Regions from separate parts of the Homo sapiens genome. Here region 1 is linked to region 2. Evidence: chromatin loops called from intact Hi-C (ENCODE). Cell type or tissue: IMR-90. All regions are shown on one strand. Links, peaks and the distances in the headings refer to the core of each region. The heading gives the core; the rest is flanking DNA.

The links. Peaks named below come from ENCODE experiments on the same cell type or tissue, not always from the same donor. Only the 100,000 strongest peaks of a DNase experiment are listed, where the experiment ranks them.
Region 1: a loop joins it to region 2, with 9 times the contacts of the local background. A loop is called at or near these places in 1 of 110 quality-filtered maps.

Annotation. Positions count from the first base shown.
Region 1 is chr22:32,015,832-32,026,109 of GRCh38, reverse strand. All of the region lies in intron 4 of LINC02558 (long intergenic non-protein coding RNA 2558), which reads right to left. Among named protein-coding and RNA genes, the nearest start is that of SLC5A1, 22 kb to the left of the region's middle. In IMR-90, for the core only: no CTCF peak of the experiment used is centred there; a DNase peak (open chromatin) is centred at 5,739; H3K27me3 peaks cover 171 bases.
Region 2 is chr22:31,917,783-31,928,060 of GRCh38, reverse strand. LOC105372998 (a long non-coding RNA gene) reads left to right here. Exons shown (of 3, transcript XR_001755494.2): 2 at 751-962; 3 at 1,510-2,766. It overlaps LOC124905102 (a long non-coding RNA gene), which reads right to left and starts at 787. Exons shown (of 2, transcript XR_007068064.1): 1 at 699-787; 2 at 477-611. RefSeq lists a silencer at 751-951. In IMR-90, for the core only: no CTCF peak of the experiment used is centred there; no DNase peak of the experiment used is centred there; H3K27me3 peaks cover 333 bases.

The sequences.
Region 1 (10,278 bases), core at 3,353-8,352, 98 kb before region 2:
ACCACACCCAGTCTGGTGAGTTTTGACAAATATACCCACATAACCACCATCTCAATCAAGATGTAGAACATTGACAGAACACTAGAAAGTTCTCTCATACCCCTTTGCAGCCAATCATCCCTCTCCTGCCTCCCACAACTACTCTGTTTTCTATCACCATAGACTAAGTTGTTTTGCCTGTTATAGAGCTGCATATAAATGGAATAATACAGTGTGTACTCTTTTATGTTTGACTTATTTTCTCAATTCAGTATCTACGAGATTCATCCACATTGTATGCATCAGTAGCTTGTTCTGTTTTTTAATTGATGAGTAGTATTCCATTGAGTTGATACACTACATTTTGTTTGTCCACTTACCTGCTAATGAACATTTGGGTTGTATCTAGTTTCTGGCTACTTGAAATAAAACTGCTATGAACATTGGTGTACAAGTCTTTTGTGGATATATGTTTTCATTTTTCCTGAGTAAATACTTAGGAGTGGAAAGGCTGAGTCACAGGGTAGATGTAGGTTAAGATTTAGAAGAAATTGTAGGAGTTTTTTTTTTTAAACAATGTTTTGTTTTATTTTTGATAAAATAGAGATGAGGTCTCACTATGTTGCCCAGGCTGGTCTCGAACTCCTGGGCTCAAGTGATCTGCCCAGCTCGGCCTCCCAAAGTGCTAGGATTACAGGCGTGATGAACAATGTTTTTAGAGATGGCAGAGCATTGGATTAGGAACTCAGAGACCAGGGCATAAATGTGGACAAGTCACTCTTACTCCTTGGGTCTCAGTTTCCTCACTGCAGAATGAGGGGATTGGTTGAATGCTCTTAACCCTTTTCAGTGTGAAGAGTCTGTTATTCTTGGAGGTTGTAGAAATCCAAAACCTGATGTATGCCTGACTCAGGTATTAAAGGAACTGGCCCTCAAGGACCCTCACCAGCAGCTACCTGTGCTCAAGAAGTACAAGCAGTTCTCCCATATCAGGCATGTATGAGGGTAATCACAATGTTAATAACAGTTGCAGTATAAAGAGGCCTTTGCCCCATAGAACCCATACTCTTTCCACATGGCACAATGACTTTGGAGTATACTTTGCACTGAAGGAAGCCATTGCAGACCAGGTGCTTTCTCAAGGACTAGGAGTGGGAAGCAAGCAGTGAGTGACTCAGGATGAGTCAAAACAAGAGATTAAATTGAGACCCAGGATGACTTCTGTTTGGAAAGCACAGAAAATGGGCCTTGCAAGTGGTCTTCCATTAAAAATGAGGCCTGGCTGAGCGCAGTGGCTCATGCCTGTATTCCAGCACTTTGGGAGGCCAAGGCAGGAGGATTGCTTGAGGCCATGAGTTCAAAACCAGACTGGGCAACATAGCAAGACTGTCTCTACAAAAAGTAAAACATAAAAAAATTAGGTGGGCATGGTGGCACACACCTGCAGTCCCAGCTACTTGGGGGGCTGAGGTGGGAGGATCACTTGAACCTGGGAGTTTGAGCCTGCAGTGAGCTATGATTCTGCCACTGCACTCCAGCCTGGGTGACAGAGCCATACCCTATCTCTAAGAAAAAAGGGGGAAAAAAAGGCCCTGTGCTGGGACTCACAGCCTAAGCCCATATAAAAAAATCTCAATTTGACTTCTTGGCTCTTTTCAAGCACAACCCTGAATCATCTTCTCTCTCCCATCAGCAATTGATATCTCAGTAAGGATCTATTCCTCTTTACCCCTACCCATCAGAGCCAAACTGAAGCTGGAGTTCAATCGGCAGCCCCTTTTCCAATATAGAATCACTCCAAAGACAGAGATTTTATGATTTCATATTTGGATAATCATGGCTTTAGAACTGATGGCTTTTCATCTCAGACTTTTATTCTGTGTTTTGGAGTTGATAATTGTGTACATGTCTAAGTGGGCATATATTTATAGGAGTGTTTATATATGTGTTTGTGTGTATATGGTTCCATTTTCATGTGTGTTATATAATACTGAAATCAAAGTTAATTGGATACATTAGGCTACACCCCAGGCGGTTAATTGTTGCTCTTTGTCATTCAAGGTAATGAGAATGACACTCCTCTTTTCTTACTTCCTGGTAAGATTTCCCAAACTTGGAAAAACCCTGTTGAGGAGTTTGACTGAGACCCTTAGAAAATCCCAGGGATCAGGGACAGTTGACAGTGGATTCGGTTCTTTTCCCTATTCCCAAACAGAAGATCATTCTCTGAGTATCTGCCTTAATGCTTTGTCTTACCATTTTTCGTGTCTCAGCAGGGACAGATGAACCATCATTCAGAAAGATGTGTGTGCATGCGTATTTATTTATAATGACTCCTACATAATAGTTTCTGTAGGTAGAGGATGAAATAGTGTTAATTAGTACTGAAAGGTCTTTCCATTGGCTGTGACTATGATGATTAGAAAGTAGATGTAGGAGAGGAAAGCCAGTTTTGTGGTTCAGTTATCATTATGCTCATAAACATTGACTGCATTATGAAGTCCATTTCCTTTGCTGTACTTTAAGCCCAGAATAGGTAATAAAACCAAACAGACTGCAGACCTGGGTTTCAGCCCTAGCTCTCCCACCAAGTCTCTGGTTATCTTGGCCAAGGCCTGTTCTTTCTCTGGGCTTCAGTTTCTTACTGATAAACTGTAAGGTCTTTCTCCATTAGATTGTTTACCCCTATACCTTTGCAACTTGCTATCTATAGCACCTGGAAGTGTCAGGCATATATGAGTCACTCAAGATGTATTTGTGGAGTCAGTGAATGTATTATGGAGTCAAGCTAGAAGATTGCTAGGGTCCCTTACTGCTTGGATAGCCAGTGATCCTAGAGTCGTGTTTGTTCTTCTTCTTTTCCTTTTTATCATTTTTCCCCTCCGTTCCTCCTAACATCTATTGATGCAGTAAATAATACATTCACATGGTTCATAAGGTACATAGGCATATAGAGAGAGAAAGCCTCTCAGTCATCCAAATTTTTTCCCTGAAAGCAATCAATTTTGTCAATTTCTTGTGTATTCAGGAGATTTTTAAATGTACATATAAGCAAATATGTACCTATATTCTTCCTCTACCTCCTCATGTTCTACACTAATGTTAGCATACTATATGTTGCTTTGCACACTTAACTTTTTTTTTTTTTTTGAGATGGAGTCATGCTCTGTCACCCAGGCCAGAGTGCAGTGGCGCAATCTCAGCTCACTGCAACCTCTGCCTCCTGGGTTCAAGCGATTCTCCTGCCTCAGCCTCCCAAGTAGCTGGGACTACAGGCGCATACTGCCACACCTGGCTAATTTTTGTATTTTTAGTAGAGATGGGGTTTCACCATATTAGCTAGGCTGGTCTCGAACTCCTGTCCTCAGGTGATTGGCCCACCTCAGCCTCCCAAAGTGCTGGGATTGCAGGCGTGAGCCACTGCGCCTGGCCACACTTTACTTTTTGAATCCAACAAACTATCTTTGAGATCAATCCATATCAATACACAAGCGTTTTCCTTTTTAAAAATAGCTGGATAGTATTATTCAATTAAGTGGATATATTGTAATATATACTAGTGCTTCGTGGATGGATACTTATATTGTTTCTAATCTTTTTCAATTACAAATAGTGCCATAATAAATAACTTCGAGTGTAGGTCATTTTGCCCTTACATGAGCCAATCTATAGCATAAATTCCTTTTTTTTTTTTTTTTTTTGAGATGGAGTTTTGCTCTTGTCACCCAGGCTAGAATGCAGTGGCGCAATCTTGGCTCAGGGCAACCTCCACCTCCCAGGTTCAAGTGATTCTCCTGCCTCAGCCTCTGACATAGCTGGGACTACAGGCACACATCACCACAGCGGGCTAATTTTTGTATTTTTAGTAGAGATGGGGTTTCAACATGTTGGCCAGGCTGATCTCAAACTCCTGACCTCAGGAGATCCACCCACCTTGGCTTCCCAAACTGCTGGGATTACAGGCATGAGCCACCATGTCCAGCCTGTAGCATACATTCTTAGAAGTAAAATAGTTAGGTCAAAGGATATGTGAATGTATAATTTTTTAAAAATGAACTTTATTCTTTTAGAGCAGTTTTAGGTTCAGAGCAAGATTGAGTGGAAAGTAAAAAGAGTTCCCATATACCCCTGCCAACCCCATGCCCTGCCTCTCCCACTATCATCCAACATTAGCGTGGTACCTTTGACAATTGATAAATCTACATTTACACTTCGTTATCACCCAAAGTCCATAGTTTAGATTAGGGTTCACTCTTGCTGTTGTACATTTTATGAGTTTTGACAAACGTACAGTGACATGCATTCATCATTATAGAATCATGCACAATGTAGCTTTTCTTCCCTAAACATCCTCTGTGTTCTGTCTATTCACCCCATCCTCCCCACTTAGCCCCTAGCAACCACTGATCTTGTTACTGCCTCTGTAGTTTTGTATTTTCCAGAATGTCATATAATTGGAATGATGTAGTAGGTAGCCTTTTCCAGTTGGCTTTTTTCATCTAGTAATATGCATTTAAGGTTCTTCCATGTTTTTTCGTGGCTTGATAGGCCATTTCTTTTTAGCACTGAATGATATTCTGTTGTATGGATATACCATAGTATATTTATCCACTCACCTGCTGAAGGACATTTTGCATTTTGGTTGCTTCAAGTTTTGGCAATTATGAATAATGCTGCTATAAATATTTATGTACAGGTTTTTGTGTGGACATAAGTTTTTAACTCATTTACTAAGGAGCACGATTGCTGGATTGTATGCATAGAAAGACTGTGTTTAGCTTTGGAAGGAAATGCCACACTTTTATTCAAAGTAGCTGTACCATCTTGCATTCTCACAGTGAATGAGAGTTCCTGTTGTTCTACATCCTTGTCAACATTTGGTGTTGTCAAGTTTTAGATTTGGGCCATTCTAATAGGTGTATAGTGGCATCTCATTTTTGTTTTAATTTGTAATTCTCTAATTACATAACATCGAGCATCTCCCCATATGTTTATTTGCCATCTATATATCTTCTTTGGTGAGGTGTCTAGACATTCAGATTTTTGCTCATTTTTAAATTAGGTTGTTAATTTTCTTATTGTTAAGTTTTAAGAGGTTTTTTTGCATATTTTGGATAATAGTCATTTGTCAGGTACATATTTTGCAAATATTTTCTCCCACTTTGTGCCTTATCTTCTCATTCTCTTGATATAATTTTGATAGATGTTCTCAAATTACTGTTACAGGTGGTACCAATTGATGCTCCCCACAGTGAATGTGTGAGAGTACATGTTTCCTCTCACAACGTAATGTGTCATCAATTTGTTTATGATATTTTCCAGTCTAGTAAGTAAAAAATAGTATCTCACTGTAGTTTTGATTGCATTTATCTTATTAGAGAGAGATTTGGTATATTTCAATATGTTTGTGTGCCATTTGTATTTCTTTCTATATAAGCTTTATGTTTTCTTTCCTTTTTCTGTTGAGATTGGTTCTTATAGTTGCCATGGATGGTGAGACTATGTTTGAGCAAATCCTGTGGGCCAGTTCAGCACAGAGCTCAATATCCTCAAGATCTCCTCTCTCTGCACTCTTCATTTATACAAGCTTCTTTGGCATTTGTACTCATTCACTGCCAGTATCCTCTGTGGTGCAAGCTCCTGAATTTTCATTGATACTGTTTATGTTCTTTTGACTAATGTTCCAGTTGTTCTATATTTGGTACTCAATGTGGTTTTACCCAACATGAGTCACTCTCTTCTTTCCCAGGGTTATCACACAGGGAAACCCCATTCTCCTTAGTCAGCAATACCTTAAGTTCTAGTACACAATCCTTTTACTGACACATGCCAACTGTGATCATGAATTATCACAGAGTTACTCATCTTTATAAATATTTTGAAACTCCTCTTAACTCACTACTACTGCCATTGTTACAATGGGATCACTGTTACCTCACAGTATCTCTGATGCCTGGTGTGTCATACATGTGAAAAGTATCACATCCAGGACAGGAAACAGCTCTCCTAATTCTCAGTTCGGAGTGCTTTCATTTATCTATCCATCTATTATTCATCTACCCATCGATCCATCCATCCGTCTACCTACCCATCCATTCATTTATCATCCATCCATGTAACCATGTATCTGTCCATCCGCCCACCAATTCTGTGATTACCTTGCTTTCAAAAAGGACTAAAAATCCCTATGCACCCATGTTCATAGCAGCATTATCCACAATAGCCAAAAGGTGAAAGCAACCCAATTGTCCATCAACAGGTGAATAGATAAGCAAAATGTGGTATATACATACAGTGGAATATTATTCAGCCTTAAAAAGGAAGGAAATTTGGACACATGCTTTAACATGGATGCCGGACGCGGTGGCTTATGCCTGTAATCCCAGCACTTTGGGAGGCAGAGGTGGGCGGATCACGAAGTCAGGAGATCGAGACCATCCTGGCTAACACGTTGAAACCCCGTCTGTACTAAAAATACAAAATATTAGCTGGGCGTGGTGGCAGGTGCCTGTAGTCCCAGCTACTCAAGAGGCTGAGGCAGGAGAATGGCGTGAACCCAGGAGGCAGAGCTTACAGTGAGCCAAGACCGCGCCACTGCACTCCAGCCTGGGCGACAGAGTGAGACTCCATCTCAAAAAAAAAAAAAAAAAAAAAAACATAGACGAACCTTGAGGACATTATGCAAAGTGAAATAAGCCAGTGATGAAAGAACAAATACTATGTGATTCCATTTATAATAGGTACCTAGAGTTAGTCAGATTCATAGAGACAGAAAGTAGAATGGTGGTTACCAGGGGCAACTGGGGTAGGGCGGGGGTGGGAGATTGGGGAGTTATTGTTTTAATATGTATTGTTTAAACAGTACAGAGTTTCCATTTTGTGAGATGAAGGGAGTTCTGTGGATGGGTGGTGGAGATGGTAGCACAACAGTATGAATGTATTTAATGCCACTGAAGTGGATACTTGATGGTTATGAAGGTAAATTTTATGTTATGTGTATTTTACCACAATGAAAAAAATACCTACAATAAGATTTATTGTCAGCAAGGATTTATTGAGCTGCTATAAGTTCCACGCCATGTGTGCTAGGCACTGGAAATAGAGCAGTGAATAAGAAAAAGTCCTAGACCTCACAGAGCTTGTCTTATAGTGGAGAGGACAGACAATAAACAAGTAAGCAAATAAATAAACAATACATTTATATTTTGTTATGAGTACTATGAAAGTCACAGATTGGGGTGGGGGTGGGATTTTCTGATTAAGATGCCCAAGGAGGGTGGTGGTGGCATGATCACGGCTCACTGCAGCCTCTACCTCCTGGGCTCAAATGGTCCTCCCACCTCAGCCTCCTGAGTAGCTAGGACTACAGGTGTGTGCCACCACACATGGCTCATTTTTGTATTTTTTGTAGAGGTGGGTTTCACTATGTTGCCCAGGCTGGTCTTGAATTCCTGAGCTCAAACGATCTGCCCACCTCTGCCTCCCAAAGTTCTGGGATTACAGGCGTGAGCCACTGTGCCTGGCTGGTGGTTGTTCTTAACCTATTTTGGGGTCACTGATCTTTCTGAGAATCTAATAGAAACCATGGGCCCTCTTTGCAAGAAAACACAAATATGGCAATTGTGCATAGAGTTTTAGGGATAAATGAATGTCTGAAACCCCCTCTGAGGGGGTCCATCCATGAGTCTTAGGTTAGAAACCTTTCCTTTTCTGGCTCACTCCTCAGTGTTCGATGGGATGAATTCCAGTATGCTTAGCAAACTGGCCAACCTCCCTGGTGGTTCAGTTTCTACCCACATCTCTGGCCTTATCTCCTGCTGTTCTGCCCAGCCATGCAGACCACAAGCACTTCCAGTTCTCTGAATACATATACCACATGTTCTGACATCTTCATACCTTTTCCCAACTGTGTTGACTCAGAAACTCCTACTTACCCCTTAAGACTCAATGCAAATATTCTCTCTTAATGGTTGTCTCTTTTGCCTCTCTCTCTCTACCTCCCTCAGCAAGACGTGTTAGACAAGTTAGCCATGTTCTGCCTCACCTTGCCTCACTATCACAGCATTTTTCACATTATAGTGGTTTATGTTCATTATTTTAATTCATTTATTCACACAGCTAATATTTATTGAGCATCTATTATGTGCTAGCCCAGTGTTAGGCACAGTGATGGCTAAGAGAGCCTGGCACTGTCCTCATGAAGCTTATAGTTTAGTGGGGAGCATAGATATTAAAAGTATAGTTATACAAATACCTGTAAATTGAAAATTAGGAAAAGTTTAGGAAGGATGAGAGCAGGGATCTTTGAGCTATCTAGGTTAGGGGTGTAGTGCAGGTTAGGAAGTATCTCAGAAGACACTCAAGCTCTCAAGCTGAGATTAAAGGATTGCAAGAGTTTGCCTAGCAAAAGCTAAGAGGGAAGCATTCCTGCACAGGGAACCGTGTGCGCATGTCATATGTAAACTTTCCCTGATTGACCGAGAGGGCCTCTGAAGCAGAGATGGTGTTGTACTCAAGTCTGCAACCCCAGTGCCTGGCAGAGTGGATATTCTGAATAAATGAATGAATGAATGAATGAATGAGTTTCTCAGTGCAGAATTATCAGGCTTAGCCATTAGATGGGAGAGTATTCTTTTGATGGTGAAATAAATTCACTTTTTAATCCTTTTTAAATGACACATTGAACAATGAATGAAGCCCATGAAACTTAGGACCAGTCAACAGGTTGGGAAGAAGTTATCTGGGTGGGGAATTTAATTTTGGTCATCTCCTGGTCCAGTGCTGTGTGCATGTGTTATTTATTTGTTTATAAAAATGAGATGAGTCCCAGCTACTCAGGAGGCTGAGGCAGAAGGATCACTTGAACCTGGAAGGCAGACGTTGCAATGAACCAAGATCATGATACTGCACTCCAGCCTGGGTGACACAACAAAACTCTGTCTCAAAAAAGAAAAAGAGGTGAAATGCACATAACATAAAACTAACCATTGTAAAGTGAACAGTGGCACTTAGCACACTCACAGTGCTGTGAAACTGCCATCTCCATCTAAAACATTTTTCTCATCCTGGAAGGAAAACCCCCCATGGCCGGGCACAGTGGCTCACACCTGTAATCCCAGCACTTCGGGAGGCCGAGGCTGGCGGATCACAAGGTCTGCAGTTCGAGACCAGCTGGCCAACATAGTGAAACCCTGTCTCTACTAAAAATACAAAAATTAGCCAGGCATGGTGGTGGGCGCCTGTAATCCCAGCTACTCGGGAGGCTGAGGCAGGAGAATCACTTGAACCAGGGAGGCAGAGGTTGCAGTGAGCCGAGACCACACCATTGCACTCCAGCCTGGGTGACAGAGCGAGACTCCATCTCAAAAAAAAACCCATGACCATTAAGTACATGCTTGGGTTTTTAAGCTCCTGAAAGGCAGGGATTATAGTTTGTTTGTTTGTTTGTTTGTTTGAGATGGAGTTTTGCTGTTGTTGGCCCGGGCTGGAGTGCAATGGCACAATCTCAGCTCACTACAACCTCCGCCTCCCAGGTTCCAGCAATTCTCTTGCCTCAGCCTCCCAAGTGGCTGAGATTACAGGTGCCCGTCACCATGCCTGGCTAATTTTTGTATTTTTAGTAGGGACGGGGTTTCACCATGTTGACCAGGCTGGTCTCAAACTCCTGACCTCAGGTGATCCACCTGCCGTGGCCTCCCAAAGTGCTGGGATTATAGGCGTGAGCCACTACGTCTGGCCAGGACTATGTTTTTCTTTTTCATTTTGCACCCCTACTTCTTTTTTTCTTTTGAGACTGGGTCTTGCTCTGTCACCCAGGCTGAGCACAGTGGCGCAATCTTGGCTTACTACAACCTCCACTTCCTGGGCTCAAGTGATCCTCCCACCTTAGCCCCAGCCACTCCCCACCAACAGTTGGGACCACAGGATTTTTGAGGCTGGTTTTTGAGCTAGCTGGCCTCAGATTCCATCCACAGAACACCTGGCGTGAAACAGAAGCAATCACTACATTCAGGGTAAAAATAAGCAATTCCAGTAAGGATAAAATTTTTAAGTGAGTGTAAATGTGACTCATCTGATGAAAAACAAATAAATTACATTTAGAAACAATCATATTGAAAGTAAAAAAATTGAACTGTATAAAAATAGTGAACTTTTGTCAATTCAGTATTAATTTAGCTGCTTCATTTAAAAAAAACTCATTCTACTTGATGAAAAAATTTACCTGAATTATGTGCATCATGCAATCCAAAATGATGTAACCAAAAGATCTGGTTCATTTTTTCCATTTTTAAATTGTTC
Region 2 (10,278 bases), core at 3,573-8,572:
TGAGGGGTTGCCTGGCTGAGACTAGGGCTATGGTATGAACCCTTGGTCCACAACGGACTGCCTGATTCTAACTGGCTTCTGTAACAGAGGAGACCACTCAGAGAAGCCCTCAGAGGGCCTCCAACCCTCCTGGAACCCCCCTGGTATAGATAGGTCAGTGGTTTGGAAGGTAGACCTCTGACAAGGATTCAGAAGGCCTGGGTTAAAGGCCCGGCTCTGGCACTAATGTGCTGTGTGTCATGGAACAAATAATTTGCCTTCTCTGGGCTCTAGTGTCCTCATCTATAAAATGGGTCATTAATCTCTGACTTACCGAACTCATAGGGTTGTTGAGATGATGAGATAATTTAGATGAAAGACTGCTTTGAAATGCATTTGCTGTTTGGTGAATAAAAAGGGGATAGATATTAAAACTGAGAGGACCCCTGGATTCTCTAGCAAAGCCCCTCTAAAGCCTTTAAACCAGGCAATATAAATACGAGTTCAAACCCTGGCCTTTATTAGTAACTTGCACGACTTTGGGCGAATGAGTTAAACTCTGGCACTGCTAGTGGTGTGATTTTTCTTCTGAGGGAGACAGGACCCATGGAGCAAGAAAAGGCTGGAAGAAGCTGCAAGATACAGGGTAGACAAGATGAGGAGGAGAAGCCCGCCAGCCTCCAAAACCCCTGGGCAACTGGTGGCGGGGAGGTTCCCACCTGACTGTGAGCTTAGGTGGGGGCTACCTGTTCCCCTTTCCATCCCCCACAGGCAGTTCTCTGGATCTCAGCCCACCCCAGGTAGATGGTGACTCAAGTTGTTCTGCAGAGACTGGTCCCCCTGCCTCTGTTGCCATGGCACTGCAGCACAGCCTGGCCAATCAGGAAGGAGATGAGTATCTGAGTCTCTGTTGCTAAAGCTGGAGCAGGACACCTAGCCAATGGGAAGGGCAGCAGAGTGGAGCCACCATGGAAACCTAAGCAGTGAGGTTCAAACCATGTTTTTTGTCTCTATGTCTCATTTTCAGGGGGTGGGCTGGGTTTTCTGCATTCCTTTTTTTTTTTTTTTTTTTGCAAAGAGCATCTTGCAACCCCAGGAGGATATTCAGGAGTCACGACTGGGTGCATGACAAGAGGCATCTTTAAAGAGTCAGAAAGGACTCCAACTCAGCAGGGCACAGCTTCAGATGAATTATTCCCCCAGATGCTCAGCATCACCTGTGTCTATGATCTTAGCTCATCGCCACAGCTCTACCTAGCCCCACTGTCCTAGGAAATAACTGCAGGCTGCAGAAGAATCCCCACCCCCAAAGTAAGAAAAGGAATGTGGGGTCACCTCCTTATGCCCAATAGCTTTGTGGCTTTGGACAAACTCCTTAACCTCTCTTCCTGTAGGCAAGGTAGTAGAGTAGCATAGAGACATGGGTCAGACACGGGGGCTGCCCCAGTGTAAAATTAGAAGATTGGGAAAATGGGCTCTGTGATTCCTTTCAGATCTCACATTCTAGACTTGATGATTTTTCACCTTCAGGCTCTGGATAAAGTGGATCTACAAGAAATAACTTCCCAAGGAGGAGTCCTGTAAATAGCATGAGTGGACAAATACGACTCAGGCTGCTTTTTGCCATGAAATTGCCAGACAAGGAGGGATGTCTGTTTCAGAGTCCTGGGCCAGGGGAGTGAAATCACACAGTTACCTGCATGCAGAGCCCAGAGTAGAAGACCTAGCTCCCTTTACCCTGCAACATGCAATCTTCTTAAACCAGTCTTCTTATCCTTGGGTGGGCAGTCAGGGAGCTGTGCACGCCCACACCTCCAACACCCTTTATTTTGCAAACATGGGCATAAAAACAACTGCAAGGGAAAATGTGTCCCACCCCTTCCCCACTCCCTTCTGGCTTTCTCTCTGTTGCCTGGCAACAGTTTTATCCAGAAACCTGGGTGTCATCCTAGATAACTCCCTCACCCTTATCCTTCCCACAAAACCCATGGCCCAATCATGTCCATTTTATCTCCTAAATGGCCCTCAAGTCCATCCACTCCTCCCCTCCCCCCATCACCTCCCCAGTCCAAGGTTCCATCATGAATTTCCTGGACATCTACATTGGCTTCCCACAGGCCTCCGGCTTTCACACTTGCTCATCCCATCCCCCGCTTCCATCTTCTGTAACCACAGCCAAAATAATCTCTTAAAAATACAAATCTGATCCTGTCACCTGCTCCTTGCTTAGAACCTCTAAGAATCAAAATCAAAATCTTCAGCATGCCCAAGAGCACTGCATGGTCAGGCCTACTTCCCAACTTTATCTTGCCCTGTGCGTGCCCTTCCCTCTCTTCCTGAACATTTTTTCCTCCCCAATTCTTCTACTTAATCCTGCTTACCCTGTAGTTCTCAGTTCTATGGTCACTTGGAGAGCCTTTGCTGACCTTCATGACTAGGTCAGATTGCCCTGTGATGGACTCTCCTAGCACCATGTGCCCTTTATGTCTGTAGCACTTATCATTGTCACAATTTTACCCTTATTTACTATTATTTGATTTATATCTGCAAGCCCTGCCTCACTCAATTTAAGCTTCATGAATGCAGTGATTTTGTCTTGTTCTCTGCTTGAAACATGGATGGATGGATGGATGGATGGATGGATGGATGGGTGGATGGATGGATGTTTGGATGAACATGAGTTGGATGAGTAGGTGTATGGATGGATGGGTATATGGATGAATGAATGTTTGGATGTACAGGAATTAGATAAATAGATACATGGATGGATGGGTATATAGACGGATGAGTGAGTGTATGTATGTATGTATGGATGGATGCATGCATGCATGAATGGATGGATGGGTAGATAGATGGATAGGTGGATGTTTGGATGAACAGAAGTTGGATAAATAGGTGGATGGATGGATGGACAAGAATTTGATCAATAGGTATATGTATAGATGCATGAATGGATAGATGGATGTATATATGGATGGATGGATGGATGGATGGATGGATGGATGGATGGATGGATGTTTGGATGAACACGAGTTGGATGAGTAGGTGTATGGATGGATGGGTATATGGATGAATGAATGTTTGGAATCAAGCGATTCTCGTGCCTCAGCCTCTCGAGTAGCTGGGATTACAGGCATGAGCCACCACACCTGGCTAATTTTTGTATTCTTAGTAGAGATGGGGTTTCCCCATGTTGGCCAGGCTGGTCTCAAACTCCTGACCTCAGGTGATCCTCCCGCCTCGGCCTCCCAAAGTGCTGGGATTACAGGCGTGAGCCACCGCACACGGCCTCATAAACTGTTTTTCTCTGTGAGTCTCTTCCTCTCCACCAGAGAGTGGCATTCCTTATTCCCCAGGAATTAGTAAACTCCCTGGAGACAGATGTGCCAGGAATGTGCCCACATCTCACAAAATGCCCTTTTGTGGCCTGGGCACCCCTTCTTTCTTTTATTTTTGAAACAGGGTCTCACTCTGTCACCCAGGCTGGGGTGCAGTGGCACGATCTTGGCTCACTGCAGCTGACTTCCTGGACTCAAGCAATTCTCCCACCTCAGCCTTCCGAGTAGCTGAGATTTCAGGCACATGCCACTATGCCCAGCTAGTTTATTATTAATAGTAGCGGTAGAGACGAGGCCTCACTATGTTGCCAAGGCTGGTCTCAAACTCCTGAGCTCAAGCAATCCTCCCATCTTGGCCTCCCAAAGCACTGGGATTACAGGCGTGAGCCACTGTGCCCGGCTGGCACCCCTTCTTTCAATCCTCACAGGACTCTGAGGGAGGCGTGATTTACCCCCATTTTAAACAGCAGGAAACTGATTTGCCCCGGGTCACACAGATAAAAAGTGGTAAAACTAGTGCTGAAACCCAGGTCGATTTGAATCCAAGGCCAAAATCCTTAACCAGTACCCGCAGGCGGGGATAGTCCCTCCAACAGCCCAAATATGGCTGCCACACCTGTGCCTGGCCACCATGGGTGGGGTAGCCCATTCTATTGTTGAATTCCTGCCTGTCAAAGAGTTTATTCTAACCCACTTGAAATATGCCCCTCTGAAACTGCTACCCAGTGACCCTGACTCTGCTCCCTGGTTACAGAACCAGTGCTTCCCCTCTTCCACATGGCAGCCCGTCAATAATTTACAGCCAGCCGTCCTGTCTCCCCTGCATCTGATCCTCTCCAGGGAGGGGTGGCAGAGGGGAGAGACTGCAAACCTGGAACTACAAAATCCAAGTTCTCATCCTGGCTCAGCCACTGTCCACAGACCAGTAAATTTCAAAAGAAAATTAAATAGGTGATTTTGACAAACAAGGACACTGAAAAAAATGGCCAACTCCTAGCACCCTTGTTTCATAAAAGAAAGGGCATCCTGACACAGAAAAAAGTAGGGCAGACAATTTCAGAATTAATTTATCTTCATAAAAACTCCCGACTTTGTCCCTGTTTCTCTGATTTCACCATGTCCTGGTGCTGACTCTGTGGGGGACTGGCCCAGGTCTGTAGGCCTTTGAGAACCTTTGCTCCAACCCATTAAAGAAAACACTGCTGGCCAGAAAAACCAAAGTAGAGGATTCCACCATCAGGACACGGTAAGTGACCCTGTTTGAAGAGGGAAGGAAGAGCTGAAAGTGCCTGGCACTGAGAAATGGCTGAGCTCAGGAAATGAGACAGACTTCTCCATTGCATTGTGGTTTCATATCCAGTTTCTATCTCAGCTTAGAGGGACAAAGGCTTTTCCTACTCCACGGGTACCCTGTGACCACCCAAGGTCACGTCTCTAGCCGGCAGAACTCACTGGAAGTCAAGAAGGCTGTTTCTGTCCCATGGCAGGAGGCCAGTGAGAAAGGCTGGTTTTATTCAAAGGCAGCAGATTTTCTCTTGGGGAAGTTTTGGGCTTGGTCTGAAGGATGACCGTCTAACCCAAAGGCTTTCTCATTACTCATTCATTCATTTATTATTTACGAGATATCTTCTATGTGCAAGGCACTGTTCTAACGTTAGGAGTACCAAGGTGAGCAAAGAATGATATGGTCTCTGTTCCTGTGGAGCTTAGTGTTGATTAGAAAAGGCTGACATTAATTCAAGTTGAAGGAATAAGTGTAAACTGACGGCTGTGATGAAGGCTACAGCAGAGGCACATGTTACTCTGAGAGTGTGATATAAGGAGGGTTCCCCTAGTCGGAGGTCATGGAAGGCTGAGATAGTAATGGCCGAGCTGAGATCGAAAGAAGGAAGAGTAGGCATTCACCAGGTGAAGATGGAGGGAAAGCATATTCCAGGGAGAGTGCTTGGTGTGGGATGAACATAAATCACATGAAGAACTGCAGTGAGGCTGGTACGACTGCAGGGCGGTGACCAACAGGAAAGAGCATGCAAGATGAGGCTGGAGAGGTAGGTGGAGGCTCACATGTTGCTGGATAGGTAGGTGGGGTTTTCTCCTTTTCTTGAGTGAAACAGGAAGCCACTGAAGGGCACTGAATGTGAAAAGTGGCGTAAGTATTATTACTTGAAGGCAGAGAGGAATCAACAGCTGCCTCTTCCAGGAGTCAAACTGATGATGATAGTGGTGGTAATAAAAATAATGATTGGCTGGGCGTGGTGGCTCCTGCCTGTGATCCCAGCACTTTGGGAGGGTGAGGTAGGCAGATCACCTAAGGTCAGGAATTTGAGACCAGCCTGGGCAATATGGCAAAACCCCGTCTCTACTAAAATACAAAAATTATCCAGGCATGGTGGTGCATGCCTGTAATCCCAGCTACTCACAAGGCTGAGGCAGGAGAATTGCTTGAGCCCGGGAGGCAGAGCTAGCAGTGAGCCGAGATCGTACCACTGCACTCCAGCCTGGGCGACAGAGCGAGACTCTGTCTCAAAAACAAAACAAAACAAAACAATAATGATTAAAAAATAATAAGTGGCTGGGCACAGGTGGCTCACACCTATAATCACTACACTTTGGGAGGCTGAGGCAGGAGCATTGCTCGAGCCCAGGAGTTTCAGGCTGCAGTGAGCTACGATCATGCCACTGTGCTCCAGCCTGGGTGACAGAGAGAGACCTTCTCTCTAAAATGAATAATAGTAATAATAGTAGTAATAATAATAATAATAAGAGAGCTCATGTTACTAGGCCGGGCACCTGTAATCCCAGCACTTTGGGAGGTTGAGGCGGGTGGATCACAAGGTCAGGAGATCCAGACCATCTTGGCTAACACAGTGAAACCCAGTCTCTACAAAAAATACACAAATTAGCCAGGCGTGGTGGCGGGCGCCTGTGGTCCCAGCTACTTGGGAGGCTGAGGCAGAAGAAATGCTTGAACCTTGGAGGTGGATGTTGCAGTGAGCTGAGATCGTGCCACTGCACTCCAGCCTGGGCAACAGAGCAAGACTCCGTCTCAAAAAAAAAAAAAAAAAAAAAAAGAGTTTGAGGGACAACAACTTCGAAGACACTTGGTTTGTAACTTAGGCCCTTAATCCATGTGGTTTGTTCTGTCAATAAGCATGCATGCATGGAGTGCCTGCTACGTGCTAGGCACACTGAGGCTACAGCAGGGACCAAAAACAGTCCCAGTGCTTACATTCCACTGAGCAGAAAAGACAATGCAGAAGCAGGCAGATAATGCAGAAAATTTTAGATGATGTTAAGGGCTATGGGGAAGAGACGAGAGGACACAGAGGTGCTGCTTTCTAGACAGGATGGTCAGGGAAGGCCTGAGAAGGCAACGAGTGACACCCACAATAAGGAACCAACCAAGCCACAATCTTGGGAAGAGGGTTCCAAGAAGAGGGGAGACATGCAAAGGCCCTGAAGCAAGGGCAACCTTGGGGTGTTCACGGAACAAAAAACAGGAAAAGCTGCATCATTCTGAGTAGGAGGAGATGAGACTGGAGAATGGAAACTTCTGGAAGCCCAGGCAGGCCTCACAGGGCCTTATGGGCCCTGGCAAGGAGTTGAGGTTTCATCCTGAAATGATGGGAAGTTGCTGAAGGATCCTCAAGCAGGGGAATGATACAACCTGTTCTATGTTTGTTTGTTTGTTTGAGACAGTCTCACTCTGTCCCCCAGGCTGGAGTATAGTGATGTGATCTCAGCTCACTGCAACCTCCACTTCCCGGGTTCCAGTGATTCTCTTGCCTCAGCCTCCTGAGTAGCTGGGACTATAGGCACGTGACACCATGCCTGGCTAATTTTTGTATTTTAGGTAGAGATGGGGTTTCGCCATGTTGGCCAGGCTGGACTTGAACTCCTGACCTCAGGTGATCTACCTGCCTTGGCCTCCCAAAGTGTTGGGATTACAGGCGTGAGCCACCACACCCGGCCTGTTCTGTATTTTAAAGAGGGCATGCTGTTGCTGTGAGAATATATTCCTGAAGGCGAAGGAGGGTGCAAGAGGACAGTTAACGTTGTGTCGCATCAGATGGAAGTGGAGATGGGGAGGGGGGTCAGATTACAATATATTTTTGCTAATGGGTTAGATGTGGGGGATGAGGGAAGGGGAAATATAGGATAATTCCAAGGCTTTCTGCCTGAATAACTGGGTAGATGATGGTACAGTTACTAAATCCGGGAAGACTGTGGGTGGAACAGGTTTGGGTGAGAGCTGGGGGTTGGGTGCAGAGCTAAATCAAGAGTTGTGTTTTAGACACATCAAGTTCACTGTTCTCTTAAATCTCTAATGAGAGGCCAAGAAGGCAACTGGACTGATAGGTTGGAATTCAGAGGTGGGATGGGCTAGAGATCTTGAGACTTGTGGGCATGTAGATGGTAATTAGGATCTCAGGATTGGGTCACTGGGGGAATGCAATGAAGAAAAGAGGTCCAGGAGACACAGATTGGGGTCTTCCAATGTGTGGAGACTGCACAGAGGCCAGCAAGGGAGGGTGAGATAGAAAGCCAATGGAGGAGGGCACCAGGAGAGCCCCAGCTCCACTGACCAACCTTGTAACCTCAGGCAAGTTGCTTCCCTTCTCTGGGCCTCAGTTTCCCCTATGTGGACAAGGGGATGGCCATATTCATCACTGAGGTGGTTCCAGCTTGATCATCCTGGGACACTCCTGAGAAAGAGCGGCAGCAGTTTCTGCAGCCACCTACCACAGGAAGAGATCAAAGCTCAGGCTCCCCCATCTCGTTTCCAGGACTCCTACAATGAAACTGAATGAAATCCCAAATACAACAAAACATAGCCCAAAGGTCGGCCACTCAGAGTTAGGGGCTGGGTAAGGTCATGGTGACCTGGAATAGAATCCAGCCTTTTTGTCACTTGCCAGATGGGTGACCCTCAAGCCTCAGGTACTTATCTGTAAAATGCAGCCAACAGGACCCACAGCAGGGGTCTGTTGTTAGAACTAAGCCAGGTATGGGTGGACACGGTGGCTCACACCTGTAATCCCAGCACTTTGGGGGGCCAAGGCAGGCAGATCACCTGAGGTCAGGAGCTCAAGACTAGCCTGGCCAACATGGTGAAACCCCATCTCTATTAAAAATACAAAAATTAGCTGGGCATGGTGGCGTGTGCCTGTAGTCCCAGCTACTTGGGAGGCTGAGGCGGGAGGATTACTTGAACCCGGGAGGCGGATGTTGCAGGGAACCGAGATCACACCACTGCACTTCAGCCTGGGTGACAGAGTGAGACTCTGTCTCAAAAAAAAAAAAAAAAAAAACAAAAAACAACTAAGCCAAGTAGCAAGCAAAGCATCCTGCATGGCTCCAGGCATGCATGCAATCAATGATCAGCTCCTTCCTGCTTTAGGAAGACTCCTTCCCTGAATCAGGAGAGAGGGAGTCCAACCTGGCTGCACTCTCAGAATGATGTAGTCCTACTGCTGGTCAAGCCTGGGGCTGCCAGCTCTGTGCCACCCTGCATCTCACTTGCAGAGTACGTGGTTACCCAGCTAATCACAGGAATTAGGGATCTGCAAAGACTGACTAGGTCATCTAGCTGGAGCCTGGGGCACTGTGGAAGGTGGGAGGAGGGAGGGGGGACAACAGCTTCTAAGGCTGACCGTAGCTGTAGACTCACCCCAGCCTTTTCCCAGGCTGCGTTAACCTGGCTGGCAAAGGGCAGTGATATGACAGCAGGGGAACACTATAGCAGAGAGTGAGCTGGAACTCGGGCCAATGTGTTCAGCCCAGTGACAGCTCCTGGCTCAGTGTCTCCTAGAAGCAGCCCTGGAAGAAGACAGGGACTGCAGGGGCAGCTGCTGGAAGGCGAGCTGGGCACGCAGCCTGGATTCCTGCCCCACCTCTGTCACAACCATTAGGCCAATGGCTCCACTTATTGGGCACCTCCAAGGTGGCAGGTGCTGTGCTAGGTGCTTAACTGAAGAGCTCTTCAACAACCTTGCAAGGAGGGCAAACATGTCCCTGTTGAAAAGATGAGGAAACTGAGGCTAACAGAAGAGGAAGGCTTGCCCAAGGTCACCCACCCTTCTAGACGTTCCTTCTTTTCAAGACATAGACAAGACACCCTTCCGCAGCACACACGGTCCTGCGCAATTGGTTCTGCTTCCTTCTCCTGCTGCACCTGCCCCTTCCTCTCCCTTGGCCTTCCATCAGGTCTCCATGGAAACATTCAGAAGCCTTCCCTAGGCCCCAGAATAGGTCAGGCTCCCCCTCACACCTTTTTTTTTTTTTTTTTTTGAGACAGAGTCTCACTCTGTCGTCTAGGCTGGAGTGCAGTGGTGTGATCTCAGCTCACTGCAGCCTCCGACTACCGGGATCAAGTGATTCTCTGCCTCAGCCTCTCCAGTAGCTGGGATTATAGTATAGGCACCTGCCACCACGCCGGCTTTTTATTTTATTCTATTTTTTTGAGATGCAGTCTCGCTCTCTGTCTTGCCAGGCTGGAGTGCGGTGGTGCAATCTCGGTTCACTGCAACCTCTGCCTCCTGAGTTCAAGTGATTCTCCTGCCTCAGCCTCCTGAGTAGCTGGGATTACAGGCACATGCCACCACGCCTAGCTAATTTTTCTATTTTTAGTAGAGACGGGGTTTCACTATGTTGGCCAGGATGGTCTTGATCTCCTAACCTCATGATCCGCCCACCTCAGCCTCCCAAAGTGCTGGGATTACAGGCGTGAGCTGCCGCGCCTGGCTCCCCTTACACCTTTCACAGTGGCCTCTCCTTTGTCTTTTGGGCACTTTTCGCAACTATACTTATTACTTCACAACCCTAAAAATCGTTATTTGTGTAATTTTTTGTTTAATATCCTTCCTCCTGCATCTACACGATGCCTGGCACATGGGTGACTGTTAATACGTATGTGTGGAAAGCACGGTGACTAAACCTGTAAACAACAAATGAGCGAATA